Regions from separate parts of the Homo sapiens genome. Here region 1 is linked to region 2. The links are chromatin loops, found by intact Hi-C in ENCODE. Cell type or tissue: PC-3. All regions are shown on one strand. Links, peaks and the distances in the headings refer to the core of each region. The heading gives the core; the rest is flanking DNA.

Evidence for each region. Hi-C counts contacts between places; a loop is a spot of excess contacts. Peaks named below come from ENCODE experiments on the same cell type or tissue, not always from the same donor. Only the 100,000 strongest peaks of a DNase experiment are listed, where the experiment ranks them.
Region 1: it touches region 2 in a loop (9-fold over the local background); 2 of 110 quality-filtered maps call a loop at or near these places.

The regions. Positions count from the first base shown.
Region 1 is chr6:73,230,174-73,240,774 of GRCh38, forward strand. The region is part of intron 4 of LOC122539213 (KHDC1-KHDC1L); the gene reads right to left. Among named protein-coding and RNA genes, the nearest start is that of KHDC1L, 10 kb to the left of the region's middle. In PC-3, for the core only: no CTCF peak of the experiment used is centred there; DNase peaks (open chromatin) are centred at 4,018, 4,758 and 6,168; H3K4me3 peaks cover 990 bases; H3K27ac peaks cover 5,860 bases.
Region 2 is chr6:73,177,169-73,187,769 of GRCh38, forward strand. The region is part of intron 11 of KCNQ5 (potassium voltage-gated channel subfamily Q member 5); the gene reads left to right. Among named protein-coding and RNA genes, the nearest start is that of KCNQ5-AS1, 39 kb to the left of the region's middle. In PC-3, for the core only: CTCF peaks have their summits at 4,051 (motif pointing left) and 4,250; a DNase peak (open chromatin) is centred at 4,033; H3K4me3 peaks cover 615 bases.

The DNA.
Region 1 (10,601 bases), core at 1,153-9,152, 53 kb after region 2:
TTCTTTAATTTCTTGCCTTTTTGGGTTTTGTTTTGGTTTGGTTTGGTTTTTGTTTTTTTTGTTTTGTTTTGTTTTTTTTTTTTTTGAGACAGAGTCTGACTCTGTCTCCCTGGCTGGAGTGCCTGGTGCGATCTCAGCCCTCTACAGCCTCCATCTCCCAGGTGCAAGCCATTCTCCTGCCTCAGCCTCTCGAGTAGCTGGGATTACACGCGCAAACCACCGCGCTCAGTTTATTTTTGTATTTTTAGCAGAGACGGGGTTTTGCCATGCAGCCATGCTGGTCTCCAACTCCTGACCTCAAGTGATCCGCCCGCCTCGGCCTCCCGAAGTGCAGGGATTACAGGCATGAGCCACTGTGCCCGGCCAATTTCTTGCCATTTTTAATGAGACTTCCACAAGAGGTCAGAAAACCTCTCAATTTCTAAATTTTCTGATATGGACCAACTCAATCACATATCTACTGCCTATATAAATACTTGCTTTTATTTATTTTATTTATTTATTTTTAGCAGGACCCTCCATCACTCAGAAACTGTTCCTCTTTTAATCTCTCCTTCGCTGAATGAAGGAGAACAATTCAGCCACTTGAGCGGATTTTAACTTCTGGGAGAAGACTATACGCTAACGATAAATTTAGAATCATGATAGCATAGAATACTTGAAAAAATCTACTTTACATTTTTAAACATTAACCATTAACAAGAAACATGAATTTTTTTTTTTTTTTTTTAGACGGAGTTTCACTCTTGTTGCCCAGGATGCAGTACAATGGCGCGATCCCGGCTCACTGCAACCTCCTCCTCCCGGGTTCAACAGATTCTCCTGCCTCAGCCTCTGGACTAGCTGGGATTACAGACGCGTGCCACCACACCCGGCTAATTTTGTATTTTTAGTAGAGACGGGGTTTATCCATGTTGGTCAGGCTGGTCTCGAATTCGCGACCTCAGACGATCCGCCAGCCTCGGCCTCCTAAAGTGCTGGGATTACAGGCGTGAGCCACCGCGCCCAGCCAGGAAACATTAATATTAAAAAAAAAAAAAACTTTCCAAAATATCTGTACAAAGCATGGATAGTTCCATAAAACGGTCAAATAATCACGAACACTCCCTTCTCAAGTAAGAGAAGCAGAGTTGTCATGAGAGTTAAGGACGCCACTAACAAATACCCAGGGACTTTAATTTACCCCATAAGTATATTATGAACGTCACTAATTCATAATTGACAAAGACAGTTTCATTTTTAAAATCAAGGTTTTAACAGTTACATGTCAGTCTATATAGTAAACAAGTTTTTTAACTTTAGAAAAAAGTACATATCATTTTATTAGAAATAACCTTTAAAAAAAAAGTTTTCTTCTGACAGTTTTTTTATGTTATTCTAAGTTTGGTAACCAAAAGAACACTCATAGTATGTTTGAGTCACTCAAAATTTGCAGAACATCAAGCAAACCTGAATATTTCTTTTTATATGTAAATTAAAAGAGCGAATTTTGGCTTGAACCAGGGAGTCGGAGGTTGCACTGAGCTGAGATCGCACCACTGCACTCCAGCCTGGCGACAGAGTGAGACTCGGTCTCAAAAAAAAAAAAAGAAAAAGAAAAAAAAGAAAAAAAATTTTTTTTTTTGAGACAAAGTTTCACTCTTGTTGCCCATCACATAGCTTCTGCATAGCAAAAGAAACTATCCACGGAATAAACAGACAGCCTAAAGAAAATACTTGCAAACTATGCATCTGACAAAGGTCTAATATCCAGGATCTATAATGAACTTAAACAAATTTACAAGAGAAAAACAAACAGCCCCTTAAAATGTGGGCAAAGGGTATGAGCAAACAATTTCAAAAGACATACATGTGGCCAACAAGCATATGAATAAAAGCTCAGTTTCACTGATCATTAGAGAAATGCAAATCAAAACCACAATGAGATGCCAACTCACACAAGTTAGAATGGCTATTATTTAAAAAGTCAAAAAATAACAGATGCTGGTGAGGTTGCAGAAAAAAAGGGAACACATACACTGTTGGTGGGAGTGTAAATTAGTTTAGCCATTGTGGAAAGCAGTATAGTGATTCATCAAGCTGCTAAAAGCAGAAGTGCCATTCGACCCAGCAATCCCCTTACTGGGTATATACCCAGAAGAATATAAATCATTCTACCATAATGACACATGCACATGAATGTTCATTGCAGCATGATTCACAATAGCAAGCACATAGGATCAACCTAAATATCCATCAATGACAGATTGGATAAAGAATATGTGGTACATATACACCATGGAACACTATGCAGCCATAACAAAAAGAATGAGATCATGTATTTTGTGGGAACATGGATGGAGCTGGAGGCCATTATATTTAGCAAACTAATGCAGCAAGAGAAAACCAAATACCACTTGTTCTCACTTACAAATGGGAGCTAAATGATGAGAACTCATGAACGCAAAGAAGGAAACAATAGACACTGCGGTCTACTTGAGGGTGGAGGGTAAGAAAAGGGAGAGGAGCAGAAAAGATAAATAGTGACTAATGGGCTTAATACCTGGGTGATGAAATAATCTGTACTACAAACCCCCATGACACTAGTCTACGTATGTAACCAACCTTCACGCGTACCCCCAAGCATAAGCGTTTTAAGAAAATTATCTTTGGAAAATAACAAACCACTTATGTAGTCAGCAGGGGTAGAGGAGAAGGCAACCAGCTAGGACCAGCTGGTGGCCCTGGAAAAATTATTCATGCATAATTATGAAAATAACATTATCCAAAGTACCACATAGGACCACAAACACAGTTAGAAATAGTGTGCAGTGAGTTGTCTAATGCTAGTTATGCACAATCTTGGTTACCTCATATTTTAGAGCAATAAAAAAGGCAAGGTTTGCAAGTGTAACACATGGAGTAAGTAATCATCTTTATTTATTATATTCATGGGAAGGTGCACGCACACAGGAAGGAGAAGAGCCCTGGTGCTCTTAGCTTTGCCTGTCCCTGCTGGATGTGGACTCACAGCAAGACGGGCACATCTGAAACCAAAAGTGTCGATAATTTTCTGATGATAGAGGGTTTCCTGGTTTTGTTTTTCTTATTTGGTTTGTTTTTAGAGACAGAGTCTTGCCCTATTGCCCAGGCCAGAGAGTAGTGGCGCAATCATAGCTCACTGCAGTCTCAAACTCCCGAATTCAAGCAATCCTCCTGCCTCAGCCTCCCAAGTAGCTAGGACTACAAAAGTGCACCACGCCAACCAGCTAATTTGTTGCATTTTTGCTTTGGTTTGGTTTGGTTTTTTGTAGAGACAGGGTTTGCTATGTTGCCCAGGCAGGTCTCAAACTCCTGGGCTCAAGAGATCCTCCCGGCTCAGCCTCCAAAGCACTGGGATTATGGGCATGAGACACTGCACCCGGCCTGATTGTAGAGTTTTTAAAAAGCAGGAAAATGTTAATGAATATGCACTCAAATGAAATATAGGTTCTATTGCATCCTACATGAGTTTCTCAAGATTCCTTATACTTAAACAAATAGATAATCTATGAGAAATTGGCAGCTTCAAATTTATAGGTTTCATTTAGCATGGCTTCTCCACTTCCCAAGTCATAAATCTATTTCTTATTCAGTGGCTCTATCACTCTGTCAATCTCTGGCTCACAGTTGCAGTTTTTCAACTCCCAGATGATGTCAAAATATAGAAGAATAGAACCCTGTTTAGTGCTGATGGACATTAACTTCTAACATCAATTTAACTCCAGGTGATTAGTTTAGACTAATCGTGATAATCTCATTCCCCTTGCCAGTGATTGCTTTAGGAAATGGCACATGTCCCAATTTTGAAATGAAGTAAAACCTAAAGGAGGCTTCCAGCAGAGGTTGTCTCATTTCTGAAAAGAGACACAAAAAAGGACTCATATCTTCTTTCTTTCTCCTGGTGTTTATAACAGGATATGATTTTGGAAACGGCTACAAGTATTTTGCTACCAACCCGAAGAGGAAGCCAACACGGGTGGAAGGGAGCCCTTGGCATAATATGCCTGGAATGTCTGCTATTGGCACTAATACAGTGCTTTATTAGCATCCAACTAGACAAGTGTTTCCTGTTATTTGCTGTTCAAATCATGCTACATGATTCTGGTCCCTTTTACATACTTCTCTCATTTTGATTGATTGAGCCCAGCAATGTTCCACTTTCCAAAGAGGGAGAATGAACTGTAGGTAACCAATGTTTTATCACATAAAACCTCAAGATTGAAAAACACAAAGTATGTCTTTATTATTTTCATTTATAGCACTTTCCAAGTCATATAATATTAAGCATCAAAGAATTTATAATAAAAATGTGTATGCTCTATTGAGTACCAAAATACTAATACTATAGAAAAATCCTGACCACTCCATCTGGTAGCCAACAATAAATAAATAAGAAGAGAAGAATTCCTATTTATACTTTAAAAATCAAAGCCCTTCAGTTGGAATTATCTTGCTGTGTATCTTGCTCTCAGGCTGGAGTGCAGTGGTGTGATCATAGCTCACAGCAGCCTCAAACTCCTGGGCTCAAGTTATTCTCCCAGCTCAGCCTCCCGAGTAGCCAGGACTATAGGTGCAACCACCACACTTGGCTAATTTTTTATTTTTTATTTTTGTAGAGACAAGGTCTCACCATCTTCTCAGGCTGATCTCAAACTCCCAGGCTCAAGCAATCCCCCTTCCTGTGCCTCCCAAATTGCTGGGATTACACATGTGAGCCACTCTGCCTGACCTCAAATGGATTTTTAAATGGTTTGCTTGTTTATCACAATGATTACTCATTCACTGATTGAGTAATCTGCCTTTCCACATTAATCTGAATCATCTTATCAAATATTAAATTTTTATGCATATATGTGGGGGTATATTTGGTTTTCTATTCTATTCCATTGATTTGTCTTTCCATTCATGCATTAATAAAACACAGCCTTTTATTTACTGAAGTTTTGTACTATTTAGGACATAGATAGGACTAATGCTTTTCCTTTTTTTTCTTTTTTTTAAATTTTACTTTAAATTCTGGGCTACATGTGCAGAATGTGCAGGTTTGTTACATAGTATACATGTGCCATAGTGGTTTGCTGCACCCATAAACCCCTTATCTAGGTTTTAAGCCCTGTATACATTCAGTATTTGTGCTGATGCTCTCCCTCCCCTTGCTCATCACCCCCGGCAGGCCCAGGTGTGTGATGCTCACCTCCCTGTGTCCATGTGTTCTCACTGTTCAACTCCCACTTATCAGTGAGAACATGCAGTATTTGGTTCTGTTCCTGTGTTAGTTTGCTGAGAACAATGGCTCCCAGCTTCATCCATGTCCCTACAAAGGACAGGAATTCCTTCTTTTTTATGGCTGCATAGTATTCCATGGTGTATATGTACCACATTTTCTTTATCCAGTCTATCATTGATGGGCATTTGGGTTAGTTCCAAGTCTTTGCTATTGTAAATAGTGCTGCAATAAATACATGTGTGCATGTGTCTTTATAATAGAATGATTTATAATCCTTTGGGTATATACCCAGTAATGGGATTGCTGGGTCAAATGGTATTTCTGGCTCTAGATCCTTGAGGAATCACCACACTGTCTTCCACAATTTCTCATGCCTGTTTTTTGTATAGGTTGTGGTTTAGAAATTTTTTTTTTTTTTTTTTTTGAGATGGACTGTCACACTTGTTGTCCAGGCTGGAGTACACTGGCGCGATCTCAGCTCACTACAACCTCTGCCTCCCGGGTTCAAGCAATTCTCTTACCTCAGCCTCCCGAGTAGCTGGGATTACAGACGTACACCACCACACCCAGCTAATTTTTGTATTTTTAGTAGAAACGAGGTTTCACCGTGTTGGCCAGGCTGGTCTCAAACTCCTCACCTCAGGTGATCAAACCACCTCGGCCTCCCACAGTGCTGGGATTACAGGTGTGAGCTACTGCGCCCAGCCAGGAATCATTTTTACATGGCTCTAAAAAATCAAAAAACAAATTATTTTTTCTTACACATAAAATTATGTACAATTCATTTTGTGTTTATAAATAAAGTTATATTGGGACAGTGCAGTACCATTCAGTTATGTATTCCCTCTGACTAATTTTGCACTGTAATCATTGAGTGAGTAGTTTCGACAGAGACTGCATGACACAGAACGTAAAATATTTACTATCTGGCACTTTATAGAAAAAGCTTGCCTGACTGTTGCTCTGAATCACCAGGAAGAGCTAATTTACTTTGAATACACTATGATATCTATAAAAAAAATTTCCAACAAAATCATCACTTAAGGATACAATTTTTTTTCTTTTTTTTTTTTTTTTTTGAGAAAGAATTTTGCTCTGTTGCCCAGGCTGGAGTGCAATGGCGCAATGTCAGCTCACTGCAACCTCCACCTCCACCTCCTGGGATCAAGCAATTCTCCTGCCTCAGCCTCTCGAGTAGCTGGGATTACACCACGCCCAGCAAATTTTTGTATTTTTAGTACAGACAAGGTTTCACCATGTTGGCCAGGCTTGTCTCAAACTCCTGACCTCAGGTGATCAATCTGCCTTGGCCTCCCAAAGTCCTAGGATTACAGGTGTGAGCCACCTTGCCCAGCGGATACAATTTAATTTAAATTTTTTTTGTCATAGAACTGTGTACTTCCTTCAGTGCAAAATAGCTGAATCTATGACTTTAGTATAGTTGCAACTCACTAAAAAGTGATTTCCTCACGTCCAAAATAGAATGAAAAGACATTAAAACATTTCTGATTGATACGTTTATATTTTCCAGTGTACATTCAGTGATACTTAATAAATTAAGACAGGACTGAAACTTCACATGGGCTAGCTATAAAAGTTTTCCATCTAGTGGGCCAATGATTGGCCTTATATATTACCTATAGTATTTTTCTCTACTATAGGTTCTCTGATTCAACATTAAGTCTAGTGTCCTTGATCATAATTTTTTATTTTATTATATGTATTGGATTTCTCCCCAGTGTATTTCTCAGGTTTGACAGAAATATCACTGCAGGCCAGGCACAGTGGTTCACACATGTAATCCCAGCACTTTGGGAGGCCAAGGGGGACAGATCACTTGAGCTCAGGAGTTTAAGACCAGCCTGGCCAACATGGTGAAACCCCTTGTCTAAAAAAATTATAAAAATTATACGCATGGTGGTGTGCAACTGTAATCCCAACTACTCAGGAGGCTGAGGTGGGAGGATAACTGCAGCCCAAGAGTTTGAGGCTGCTGTGAGCTATGATCATACCACTGCACTCCAGCCTGGGTGACAGAGGTTCTGTCTCCAAAAAAAAAAATTAAATTACATTAAAATATATACATAATAAAAATAATAAAAACCCATTTGACCCATACCTAACAACCTAAATCAAATCACATCTCAGGAATACATTTAAATAATATTATTTAAATGTAAAAAAGAAAACCCAAACCATGCCAGAGGAAACCACTACCAAATATTTTATAGTCATGGGATGAGGAGGGCATTCCTAAGAACTAAACAAAATCCAGAGGCAATAAACATAAAAAGATTCATGAATTCACCTCATAGACATTAAAAATATCTACATAGCAAATACCACCCAAACAATGTAAAAAACAAAGGACACACTGGAAAGAAGTATTTGTGGCTTATTTTACAAACAACACACTAATATTTATAATATATCAAGAGGTACTACAAATCAATAACAACCTAATGGACAACAGCCTAAATAGACAGGTCACAGAAAGTGCAATATAAATTGTGTATACATATGAATGAAAAGGCATTGGAAAACACATATGGGAATCCAATAAGAAGATATTCAGTGCCACTTGTAATAAGATAAACGCAAATTAAAGCAGCACTAGGAAACCATTTTTCATCTATCAATAAGACTGACAAAAATTAAAAATATTTGATACTCATTATTGGTGAGAGTGTAAGGAAATAGATACTCATACACATGTGGTAGAAGTATAAACTGTCAACAATTAGGAAGGAAACTTGGCTATATCCATTAATGCACTTTTAGCAATTTATCCCACAAATATATTCACACATGTGCAAAATGACATATACACATTGCAGTACTGCAGTATTGTTTGTTACAACATAAGGTTGGAAATAACCTAAAAGTCCATCAATATGGAATGGGTTGAATGCTATATCCATACAATGGAACACTATATAGCTATAAGAAATTATGAGAAAGTGTTTCTGCTCTAAAATGCAACCCTCTGCCAGACCTATTGTTAAGTTTTTAAAAAGGCAAGGTGCTAAAGAGTATATTGTATGATGCAATCTGAATATAAAAAAGAAGACATTGTATATGCGTATTTATCTGAGAACCAAGGGTATACAAGGAATTAGAAACAGATTTCCTACAAGAAATGATACTGTATAGCTGAAGGACAGGACTTGGAGGGTATCTTTTTCACTAAAAGCATTTTTTGAATTTTGAACCCAATAAAGAAATTATCTATTCAAAAAACAAAATTTTACGTTTAAATGAAAATGACATAGCTGATATTCAATTATTGGTTCAGTACAATAAAGAGTAGTTCCACATACAGAACATATCTTAAGGCTTCAGAGGACATTCTCTATGGGAAAATAAATATTGACCCTATTGAACAGGAAATATGGTAGCAAAACACACACACACACAAATCCATTTAGCATCATTCTTGGTTTTTTGGTGTTTTTTTGCTTTGTTTTGTTTGTTTTTGAGATGGAGTCTCACTGTATCGCCCAGGCTGAAGTGCAGTAGCATGATCTTGGCTCACTGCAACCTCTGCTTCCCAGGTTCAACTGTTTCTCATGCCTCAGCCTCCTAAATAGCTAAGATTACAGGCATACGCCACCACACCCAGCTAATTTTTGTATTTTTCATAGAGACAGGGTTTTACCATGTTGGCCAGGGTGGTCTTGAACTCCTGACCTCAAGTGATCTGCCTGCCTCGCCTCCCAAAGTGCTAGGATTACATGTTTGAGCCATCGCACCTACCCTGTTGTTTTCTCTTTTTTTTTTTCCAGCTTCCCCATGAAAATACTTCAGACAGGGATCCTTCAGTGGGATCATTGCTTACAGCTCATTAGAAAATGACAGCTCAGCCGGGCGCAGTGGCTTACGTCTGTAATCCCAGCACTTTGGGAGGTTGAAGCAGGTGGATCACTTGAGGCCAATAGCTCGAGACCAGCCTGGCCAACATGGCAAAACCCCATCTCTACTAAAACTACAATAAATTAGCCAGGCGTGGTGGCATTCCTATAATCCCAGGGAGACTGATGCACCAGACTCGCTTGAACCTGGGAGACAGGGGTTGCAGTGAGCCGAGATCACGCCACTGCACTCTAGCCTGGGTGACAGACCAAGATTCCATCTCAAAAAAAGAAGAGAAAAGAAAGACGAAAGAAAATGACAACTCAGACTCCTTAAACTGTACTAAGGTATACACAGACCTTTGCCAGAAGTTTGATTGGAGTTAGAAATACTATGGTACCTTTGACAATCATGAGACTTTTTCCCTAGGAAATTTTTAGTAAAAGCAATGTTGATTATTGTCCAAAGGTCAGGGATATACATTTATCTTTGTATGCCTAGCAAACTAGAATGTGCTTCACTTCTTTACAGGTTATTTTTATTTCAATATTAGAATACATTCCTAGCCATTAAAAAGAATTTCATGGCTGGGTGCGGTGGCTTACGCCTGTAATCCCAGCACTTTGGGAGGCTGAGGCAGGTGGATCATGAGGTCAGGAGATCGAGACCATCCTGGCTAACACGGTGAAGCCCCGTATCTACTAAAAATACAAAAAATTAGCTGGGCGTGGTGGCAGGCACCTGTAGTCCCAGCTACTCAGGAGGCTGAGGCAGGAGAATGGCGTGAACCTGGGAGACAGAGCTTGCAGTGAACCGAGATCACGCCACTGCACTCCAGCCTGGGTGACAGAGCGAGACTCCATCTCAAAAATAAAATAAAATAAAATAAAATAAAATAAAAAGATGTTCATTCACTTTTCAACAAATAATTATTAAGGCACTGGGCTAGGCCTCAGGACTAACTGAACAATTCAATTCTAGAAAGAAAAAAGTGGCCATTTTGTGTAGACAATTTATTTTGGCAGTCTGTGTGACAGTCTGTAAACAACCTGAGTTTTTTTTGTTTTGTTTTTGTTTTGTTTTGTTTTTTTTGAGACAGAGTCTCACTCTGTCACCTATGCTGGAGTGTGGCGGTATGATCTTGGCTTACCGCAACCTCCGCCTCCTGGGCTCAAGCAATGCTGCAACCCCAGTGACCACCTTAAGCAGCTGGGATGACAGGTATGTGCCACCACACCAGGCTAATTTTTGTATTCTTGGATGAGACAGGGTTTCACCATGTTACCATGGTCTCCAACACCTGAGCCCTTCTCAGCCTCCCAAAGTGCTAGGATTACAGGCATGAGCCACAGCATTTGACTACTATAACCTGAATTCTTTCGACATTTTCTCTAAGTGTTTTTCTACTGTGAATATGATCTTTTAACCTTTATTTGGTAATTGGCCTTCTGAAAACCATGTAATTAGCAAATCTTGCTGGCTTCAAATTATTTTCCAAATT
Region 2 (10,601 bases), core at 942-8,941:
CAACAAGGAGGTCATCTGTGACTTCGGAGAAAAATTCAGTAGAAGGAAAAGGGTTTGAAGCCAGATGGTAAATAGAACACTTTTTTAAATTACCAGAATCTCTCACTCTAATATGAACATAGATGAAGTGTCAAGAATTTCTTTGTAACTAGCAAAGGCTCATCAACTCTTCTAAAATAGCTCAGATCTGATCAGTGAACTGAAGAACCACTAATGACATTTCAGAGTTCCTGAGGTGGATATGCAAATCAGGCCTCACTGTTACCCTGGGTTGGGTGATAAAGTTTTTCAGTTTTCTTGCCCCTGTGTTATTCCTGTTCTGAAAGGCATGTATGGGACCATTATCTTGACCATCCCTAAAATGCAATCTCAGCTGTGAATCCTTCTTGCATCTCACTTCATATTTCAGGCAAGAATACTCCGCAAGTAAAGAAGAGGCACGTGTTTGCCATTGCGGGTTTTGTTAAATCTACAAGCTGTTTAATCATCACCAGTTCTTAATTTTGCTGATGGCATCTCTGCTATTTTAGCAGAGGTGATGAGTCTTTGTTTGCAAGTCACTATTAAGACATTCTTGACAGCCAATCTATGACATGTTACAGTAAAGGACGCTGCTAAAGAACATTTTATGGATCATTTAGCACATATCTTTAAAATCAGCTAATATACTCCCTGGAATGTTGTTTTTGCTTGTTTTTGTTTTGAAGGTAATTAGTTGTGGCTACATTTGCTCCGAGGCTGTGTTAAAGTAGTGTTTTCACTGAAGATGCACTTACTTTGTAGCATGTGAGATATTAAACCTTTTCTTTGGCTATAATTTAAACTGAGTTTTCTATTATTTGCTAAAAATATAGAATCTCCTATTCCATGTTAAAAATATTTTAAAGTAGTCAACATGTATAGTCAATTTATTTATTTACTTATTCATTTCACACTTTATTATTTGGTTTTTTTTTTTACACTTTAAAATTTATGCAAGATTTTACACTCCTAGGAACACAAAATCCCCAAATTTAGTCGCCATATCAATGCTTACAAATTCCTGGCAGGAAAGACTTCTTCGGATCTGGAAGTTCTTGCTTGGGTTTTACTACTCTTATACCCTTAAAAGAAAATCCAACAAAAATCTACAGGAGGGGCCAGGTGCAGTGGCTCATGCCTATAATTTCAACACTTTGGGAGGCTGAGCTGGGAGGATGGCTTGAGCCCAGGAGTTTGAAACCAGCCTGGGAAACATAGCAAGACCCATCTCTACAAACATTAAAAAAAAACAAAAACTCTGCAGGAGAGCCTACTAGATCCTGCATATAAAGGACAATAATGGCAAGCATTAGGAGAACAAGTCTACTCTCAGTGGTGGAAACAGTGTGGCCACAGAATGTCTGAATGTCCTAAGTGAGCCAAATGGAATATCTGCTTGCCCCTACAGTGAGAATATCAGACAGACTGTACACACGTGGAGCTAATTTACATTTCTCTATCAAGAGTTAAAACCAAGAAAATGAGACAGATCAGTGCATCCAGGGACTCCTGGGGTTCCTTGGTCTTGTCTAGTAACCCGATCTAAGATGAAAGAAGAGTAGAGGAATCTTAGATATATAATTTTATAACTTGCTTTGCAGATTATAAAACTGTCAGAGTTTAAATACTGTAAACACAAATACAAATCTATATTGTTGAATTATGTTTATGTATTAACAAGAAAACAACATTAAAAAGTATTCTAAATAACTAACACATATGCCTTCAATAGTGACCCAAATTATCAAGCTCTGCAGCCCTAGTTGTCTGCTGGATTTGTCCCGTGATCAATTTCGAGTGAGGGCTGCCTCAGGGGAAATTCTGTGATCAAAAGGCTCTGGGTCACCTGAAGGATGAGCCTTGGGGTCCGTGCTTTTAAGACAGATAAATGCTGTATTTCTCATGGAGAGTCAGAAATCAGAAGATAGAATTTTCCAAACTGGAAGAGGGAGTATTTCAGTCTGTTTTCTGATGTTTATAACAATATCTGAAACTGAGTAATTTATAAGGATGAATTTATTTCTTACAGTTATGGAGGCTGGGAGGTCCAAGGTGGGCAGGTGTATCTGGTGAGGGCCTTCTTGTTGGTGGGGACTCTCTGTGGCACCCTGAGGCAGCACAGGGCATCACATAGCAAGCAGAGTGAGCATGCTAAGTGCTAACTTAGGTCTCTCTTCCACTTCTTATAAAACCACCAGTTCCTCTCTCATGATAACTCATTAATCCATTAACCCATTAATCCATAATTTATTCATACAGCCAGAGTCCTCATGATCTAATCACCTCTTAAAAGTTCCACCCCTCAATACTGCCACATTAGGCATAAAATTTCAACATGAATTTCGGAGGGGGCATTCAAACCATAACAGAGGGATGTGGAATGCATGTCGGTAGTGTAAATTAACCCAAATAACCAACATAAAGTGAGGGGTTAAGGGGGAGAAACCCACATCCACCCCACAAACATAAGATCTGCAATCACAAGGGGGCCATTCAGCAACCTTCAGAAACTTAATAATATCCCCATAAATGAGGGTGCAGAGTAGGTAAAGCACTGTCATCTCCTCCAGAAATCATTTCTGATCACCTCTACCAGTCTGGGTTAAACACCCCTCTTCTGCATTCCCATATCAACCTGGGCTTCCCACCACCTTGCACATCACAAAGTGAATTTTAACTGTCTGCCTACTTGTCTGTCTGCCCTACTAGACTGAAAGTGCCCAAGCAATAGGATTTGTTTCTTCATTGCTGTATCCCTGGCATCTAGCACAGAAGCTGGCATATAATAGGCACTCAATAAATGTTTGATGAATGAATGAATGAATGAATGAATGGACAAATTCTCGAGTCCCACTCATCAGGCATCACTAGGGGAGGCAGCCACATGGAGCTTATCTAGAGAGCTCCAAGCTCTGGACAAATGAAACTCTCAAATCCTATCAGAGCTCACAGTCGCAGCAACCATTGTCTTGCACCATGCTTGTAGAGAGGAAGAGACCAAGGACCAAATGATCATTGTCATCACGTAGGAGGCTTCTTTAACTCTGCCAGCGCCCAGCAGTTAACAGTTCAGAGCCTAACACAATACTCAGCACAACGTCATAGGTACTCAATGAATATTCATTGAAAGAATGAATGAATCAGTCACTTTAGCACTTCCTTTCCCTTCCAAGGTAATCCTTTGAAAAATTAATGGAACTTCTTAACTACTTCTTGCATGAAACTTCAGACCTCACTCAAGGACGGGGAAGCATTTCAGTTCTGATTAGAGGTCTGACACCAAGGCACACTAATGCCATGTCAATGGGTCTGACATGTGCGACTTAGAAGATTTTGCAAGCTGGCATGAATCATGATCACTTCTTTGCATGAGAGCAGGGATTGTTCCACCCCCAACACACTCCACCACCACATGCCACCATCACCCCAATCCTGTCTCTACTCCAGTGGCTCTCAACCTTGGCCACACATTAGCATCACCTGAAAAGTTTTATAAAATCTTTGGACCATGCCCTGGAACAATTAAAACAGAATTTCTGGAGGTAGGACCCAGGCATTTTTTAAAGCTCCCTAGGTGATTCCAAAGAGCAGCCAAGCTTGGGAAGTACTGCTGTCTTGACAGTCAATCAAACTGCCTCTTCAGTTCACAGTTGGCTGAGCCCTCTCCGCCCTTGCACATGGTTTGGCTGCTGGCTGGGTCCGTCCATCTGTTTGGCGGTGGCAGCAGTCACTGCTGCTTCTGTTTTCTCATCGTTCTTATCTCTGCATATTCATATGCAATATTTTTACCCTAATTTAGAGGATTGGAATAAGACTTTTGTAAGATTTTAGAACTCATGGCAGCACAACAAATGCACCTACATTTCCTTATAAGTGCACATGTGTTCGTGTGTATATATAGATGTCGTCTACCCAGAGTTTCACTTTGCTTTAGTTATTTCTTCATGCTCAGAAAATTGTATGAGCAGACTTCAGTTTCAAGAGGAGGTACTAGTTTAGGTTTGTGATGAATCTTTTACACCCTCTAGTGGTACTGCTGGGGCATATCAGTTTTGTGCAATGGGTTTATTAGACTCCTAGTCTCTTCATAACCAACAGCATCAAAGGAGACTAACCTTAGAGGTCTTTTGCTCTTTGCTGCTGTATTAATCCCAGTGATGCAATCTACCCTCATGAAGAAAAGAAGCAGATGAGTATGTAACTTATTCCTCAGCCTTTTGCTGGTCCTCCAAAGGGCTCGTCATAGGTACTTAATGAATATTCATGAAAGAAAGGATGAATCAGTCACTTCAGCACTCCCTTTCTCTTCTAAGGTAATCCTTTGAAAAATTAGTAGAACTTCTTAACTACTTCTTGCATGAAACTTTAGACCTCTCTCAAAGAAGGAGAGACATAGTAAAAACAGGACATTCACTTAGCAAAAGTGTATTGAACACTTACTATGTGCCAGGCACATGTGAGTAAAAACAATCATATCATATCAAAGTGTCTTTTTCATTGTTGTTATTTTGTGTTAAAGTATGAAGATCTTAATGTTAAGACAATAGAGGAACCTTATGATTAAGAGCTCAAAGCTGGAGCCAAACTGGTTCACGTCCTAATTCCACAATTACTGGATGTTTAACATCAGGCAAGTTACTTAACCTCTCTGTGCCTCAGTTTCTTTATCTGCAAAACAGGGATGGCAATAGTACCCTTATCATAGGATTATACTATAAAGTGCTATCTAATATTATCATTTTAATCATTAAATGTATCTTAAAGGTCCTAATTTAACTCTAGAATGATTTGCCCAGAAATTCCTTTCTAGTAGGAAATACACAAGTCATATCAAACTTCTTTTGTAAGCATGTAAGAGGCCACCAAGGTCTTCTGCTTCTTCCCCAGGCCAGTTCATGGGCTTTCATTTATTCTTGGCTTCAGGGCATTTTCTCTTAGCTCTTCTTATCTAAACCAGGGGTCAGCAAACTATAGCCAGGGGATCAAAATCTAACCCAAGGGGCTTGTTTTTATAAATAAAGTTTTATTGAAATGTAGTTACACTCATTCATTTATTTATTGTCCTATGGCTGCTCGCATGCTACAGTGGCTGACTTGAGTAGTTTCAGCAAAGACCATACAACCCACAAAGCATAAGATATTTACTACCTGGCCCTTTATAGAAGAAGCTTTCTGGCCCTTGTCTAGACTCTGAGTCGCTCTGGGCTTGCTCCCAGCTGTGTTTAGAGAGTAAGACACAGAAGGTCTGGGCTAGCCTATGTGAGAACTAAGCATGAAACCAGGTTTCACTCTTCTACCTGCCAACAAGGACTCCCCTACTCCTCTGGTCTCCCCTCCACCCCCTCATCCTGTAGTTAAAGCCCTTAGTATATGAAATGCAAGTCTTAGAAAAAAAATTGAAGAATTGAAAGACCTTTTGAATTCGTAGTTGATACCTACTTTGGGACATTTTCCTCAATTTTCAGCACCCACATATTTTTTCCTGGTGTCTAGAATTATTGAACTCTGAGCTTCCTTGCTCCCTGCAAGTAACAAGATAATGGCCTACTCTCTCCTCTTATCAAAGGCTAATTGGGTAGCTTTTTGCTCATGATATACGTTGGGAATATATTACATATATTTGCTGGAAAATATACCCTGTAAAGCAAAACTAACAGACTCCAATGAGACTGATGTATATATCCTACAAATGAGGTAAAGTAAGCAGACAGCCCCTAAAATTTGTGATAAAAGGGAAAACATTACAATTACTGGAGGTAGGTAACCCATATTAGCCATGGACTGATTCCCAGAAGGGACCTTATGAGAGAATGCAGGTGGCCAGGTTGAAAGGCAGATGTTTTCCAAGTATGGGATCCCCTCTGGAAAGACAAGGACAGAGATGAATAAATGACTAATGTGGCCTTGGATTCATTTGTGTGAGAATGTCAGAGCATACAAGGCAGAGTAGGAGGTCAGATCCATAGACAGCCTAAACATTCTCCTTAATGTTTACAAGGTTGCCTGCCTGGGATTCACTCTGTGTTGCAGCACTGTGAGTGGAATGGTAAAAATGTGAGCCTTGGCATCTGCAGTAACCTTGTTCTTACTAGTTCTGTGACCTTGAACAGGTAACTCAACCTCCTGAGCTTTACTTGACCCAAATGTCAAAGGTGGAAAATTCTTAGAGTTTTAAGTTGACAGAATGCAGGTAAAGTACTTAGCACTGCACCAGCCATCCAGCCAAGCACAACTCTTGGAGACCCACTCAACATTAAGTTGAAGAGAGCAAGATCTATGTCTTGTTCACCTTTGTATCCCCGCCATCCAGCTCTGTGTCCAGCAGATGGATAGTGGGTGCCCAGGTTAAGTTCATTGCATCATAGAGACAGAGGCAGTTCCAGGCATTCCAATGATGACCAGAGAAATAAGAAAATGCTGCAGGGGGCAAGGAGGACAATACTAAATACTCAGAGATGCTTTCTCAAACTTAGCTTGGACACAAATTTTCCTCTCTCTACCTTCTATTTTGATCATGAAAATCGTGTACTGTCCTGAAAGAAGTGAGAGGGGATTGGGTGGAAAGAGGGAGGCTGAGATAATTGAATAATGTAAACATGTCAAGTTATGTGACCCCACTGACCTGGCATCTTCATTCACAGAGTATGATGGCTAAAACAGGAGCCCCAGAGAGCATCCCTCACACCTGGTCCTGCTTAGAGCAAGACAGGCACACGTGATTTTTGGAAGCACTGATAGCAATCTCCTAGGAATGAAAAACTGAGGTTGTATTCTTTTTAGACTCTAGCCACATGTTTTCCACTGTTTTCTTGATGGTCTTATAATACTGTAAATTTCATTCAACCAATATAATTCCATCCCAACAGGCTCTTCCCTCTCTTTTCCCTGGACAGTTTTGTTTTGCTATTAGGTCTTTCTTTACTTTTGCTGCTTATCATGTTGTAGTATTACATATTTCTTGACTTCCACTGTTCTTGCCTTTCTCCTTATTTCCTCAAAATGATATGTTGTTGCTTGCAATGCTGTTGCTTTGTGTGATCCTAATTACGTTAGCAATCTAAGGAAAAAGAAAATTATGTTTTCATGATTTTCAGTAGCAGTTCTATTTAAATGACTTTTCTGAACCCCACATGGTCCTAACTATTGAATGAGTGAACATTTCTTTTACTTTAGAAAGTTTTTTTATTCATGGAGGAAACTCAGAGGCTTATGCTCTTTCTGAAATGTGCCTGAAGAACTTCAATCTATTCTAAGGCATTCTTTTTAGAAGATCTGTACAAGAGTCTGCCTTGTCACAGAACACAAACATCTTTGAACTATGGAATAGCAAATCCTCATTTATTTCTTCAGCTAGCATTTAATGAACCCCCTAATACTTGCCAGGGATTATGCAGATGCTGAAGTAAAGAGCACAGTTCCTGGCATGAATAAATTCCAGTGGGTGAGACACACTGCCACAGATTTAGCTACCTCACAGTGCATTTGAAAGCACAGAGAAAGACCATCTACCCCAGTGAGGGTGGTTAGGAAAGATTTCCTAGAGCACTTGGTGCTTGAGCTGAATCTGGAACAATTAGCATTTTAGGTAGAGTGCAAAGAGACAGAATCCTGATGAATGAGCACTTTGGTGACAGGAAAATCCAGATGGGCTGGAGAGCAGGCAGCATGCAGAGGAATGACTAGAGATGAGTATTTGGAGAGAGAAGGGGGGAATTCTCACCATTCACTACCCTCTTCCTTCTAGAGTTGCCCGAAGTCTCCACAGTAGAGCTTCTAAACAAATAAACCTCCCATGTTCATTAAACTCTGGGCCAAGTTTTGGGATATGAAGAGTAGAAGACATAATCCCTGCATTCAAGGTTCTCACACAGTCTGGTGGAGGAAGCTAGAATATGAGTAAATAATTACAGTGTGGTGTGTTAGGTACTAAGCTAGAGGTTAACAGAGAAGTGATTAACTGTTTTGTTGGAATCATAAAAATTTCTATGAAAGAAGTGAGCTTTTTTTGAGACAAGGTCCCACTCTGTTACCCAGGCTGGAGTGCAGTGGCAAGACTGTCAAGGCTCACTGTAGCCTCGACCTCCTGGGCTTAAGTGATCCTCCCACCTCAGCCTCCCAAGTAGCTGGGAGCATAGGCATGTGCCATCATGCATGGTTAATTTTTTATTCTTTGTAGAGACAGGGGTCTCACTATGTTGCCCAGGCTGGTCTCAAACTCCTAGGCTCAAGCAATCCTCCCTCCTCAGCCCCCCAAAGTGCTGTGATTACATGTGTAAGCCACCACACCTGGCCAAAAGAAGTGACTTTAAAACAGAGTTTTGAAAACACAGCAGGATTTCAGGAAAAAGAAATAGCAAATGGAAGTAATTGAAGTATATAATTGATTGGCTAGGGTTTTTGTGGACCTACACATACTTTATTGTTGCTGGAACCTAAAGTTCCAAGGACGAAGTGGAAGGTGATGAGGCAAGAGAGATAGAGGCCAGTTTATAAACAGCCATATAGGATGTGCTTCTAGGAGTTTGATGTTTATCCTATAGGCCAGGGAAAACCAGTGAAGGACTTTAGGAGGGAGGTAATATGCCCTTACTTGCATTTTGAAAGGTTTGTTCTTTCTAAGCCTATAGCAGTGGAGATGCAAATGAGGGGACAGCTTTGAGAGCTATTAGGACATGCCTAGTCTTCTTTTAACGAAAGTATAATGACAGGGTCATCATTCTTTATATAAATCATTGATTTCAAAAATATCTATGGGCCAAGTGCAGTGGTTCATGCCTGTAATCCCAGCCCTTTGGAAGGCCAAGGCAGATGGATCACTTGAGCTCAGGAGTTTGAGACCAGCCTGGGCAACATAGGGAGACCCCCCCTATCTCTGCAAAAAATATAAAAATTAACCGGTGTGGGGGTATCTCCTTGTAGGCCCAGCTACTTGGGAGGCTGAGATGGGAGGATTGGCAGATCTGGGAGGTCAAGGCTGCAATGAGCCATGATTGTGCCACTGCACTCCACCTGGCGTGACAGAGTGAGACCTTGTCTCAAAAAAAAAAAAGAGAAAAAGAAAGACAGTCTATGCTTTTAAACATTCCCTCCACACTTATAAACCATAGAACCTGATTTAGAACTTTCATATCTCACTTTGAATCTCTTTAATGTTTTTGTTTTCAACCCACAACACAGCCAGTTGAGAAAATCTATTTGATCTCCATCTTCAAAAACTTAATCCTTAATAAGTAAGATTTTTTTTAGCATCAGTAATGCACTGGTAAATGCTGAACAACCAGCTCTTCAGAAGGAAATCCTGATTTGTATTGTTTGCCAATTTCTGTAGTGTAAATACTCCTGTCATAGCTGTTTTCAAACTACCAATGTGACATCACTGAGCAGGAATTGAGAAGACGAGCAATATTACATTATTAGATAGAATTTCCATGGTACAGACGCAATAGATGTGAACAACTCAAGAGCCTAGAGAGTAACATACAGTAAAATAATTAGGAAATGGTGAGGTTTGAGTACATATTACCTTTATTTTTAATATAATGTACTTGATTGTAAGTCTATGTAATTTAATTTTTAGTAACAGCTGTATTTAATAACCACCAAAATTCTTTTTTTAAAATACTTTAAGTTCTAGGGTACATGTGCACAATGTACAGTTTTGTTACATAGGTATACATGTGCCGTGTTGGTGTGCTGCACCCATTAACTCGTCATTTACATTAGGTATTTCTCCTAATGCTATCCCTCCCCCTGCTCCCTACCCCATGACAGGCCCTGGGAAGTGATGTTCCCCGCCCTGTGCCCAAGTGTTCTCATTGTTCAATTCCCACCTATGAGTGAGAATATGTGGTGTTTAATAACCACCAAAATTCTTTTTTTTTTTTTTTTGAGACGGAGTCTTGCTCTGTCGCCCAGGCTGGAGTGCAGTGGCGTGACCTTGGCTCACTGCAAGCTCTGCCTCCCGGGTTCATGCCATTCTCCTGCCTCAGCCTCCCAAGTAGCTGGGACTACAGGTGCCCGTCACCACACCCAGCTAATTTTTTGTATTTTTAGTAGAGATGGGGTTTCACCGTGTTAGCCAGGATGGTCTCGATTTCCTGACCTCGTGATCCACCCGCCTCGGCCTCCCAAAGTGCTAGGATTACAGGCGTGAGCCACCACGCCCGGCCTAATAACCACCAAAATTCTTAAAAGTAGTCAGTGCTTGGGAGTCAATGCAAGGTTGCTCCAGGCACCACTGCACATACTCCTCTTTTCTAAATAATTGAAATGATATTTATTAATCCAATTTTCACTATTTAATTCTCATACATAAAGTAGGAAAATCTGTAAGTAAAGCACTGGAAAAAAGGCAATACCACCTGAAGAGTGGTATGATGTATAAAAATAAATGATAAACCTATTAAGAGTTTTAAAATCTACTCTGTTTTGCATACTTATCATTATGTGAGTATATTGAAATAACATAAAAGATAATCAGTTTCATTTTTAGTATTGATCACAATTATAAACCATGGATTTTAATTTTAACTTTAGCTAGCTAGCTCATAAATAGCAAATTATGTAAGTAAAAATGAAAT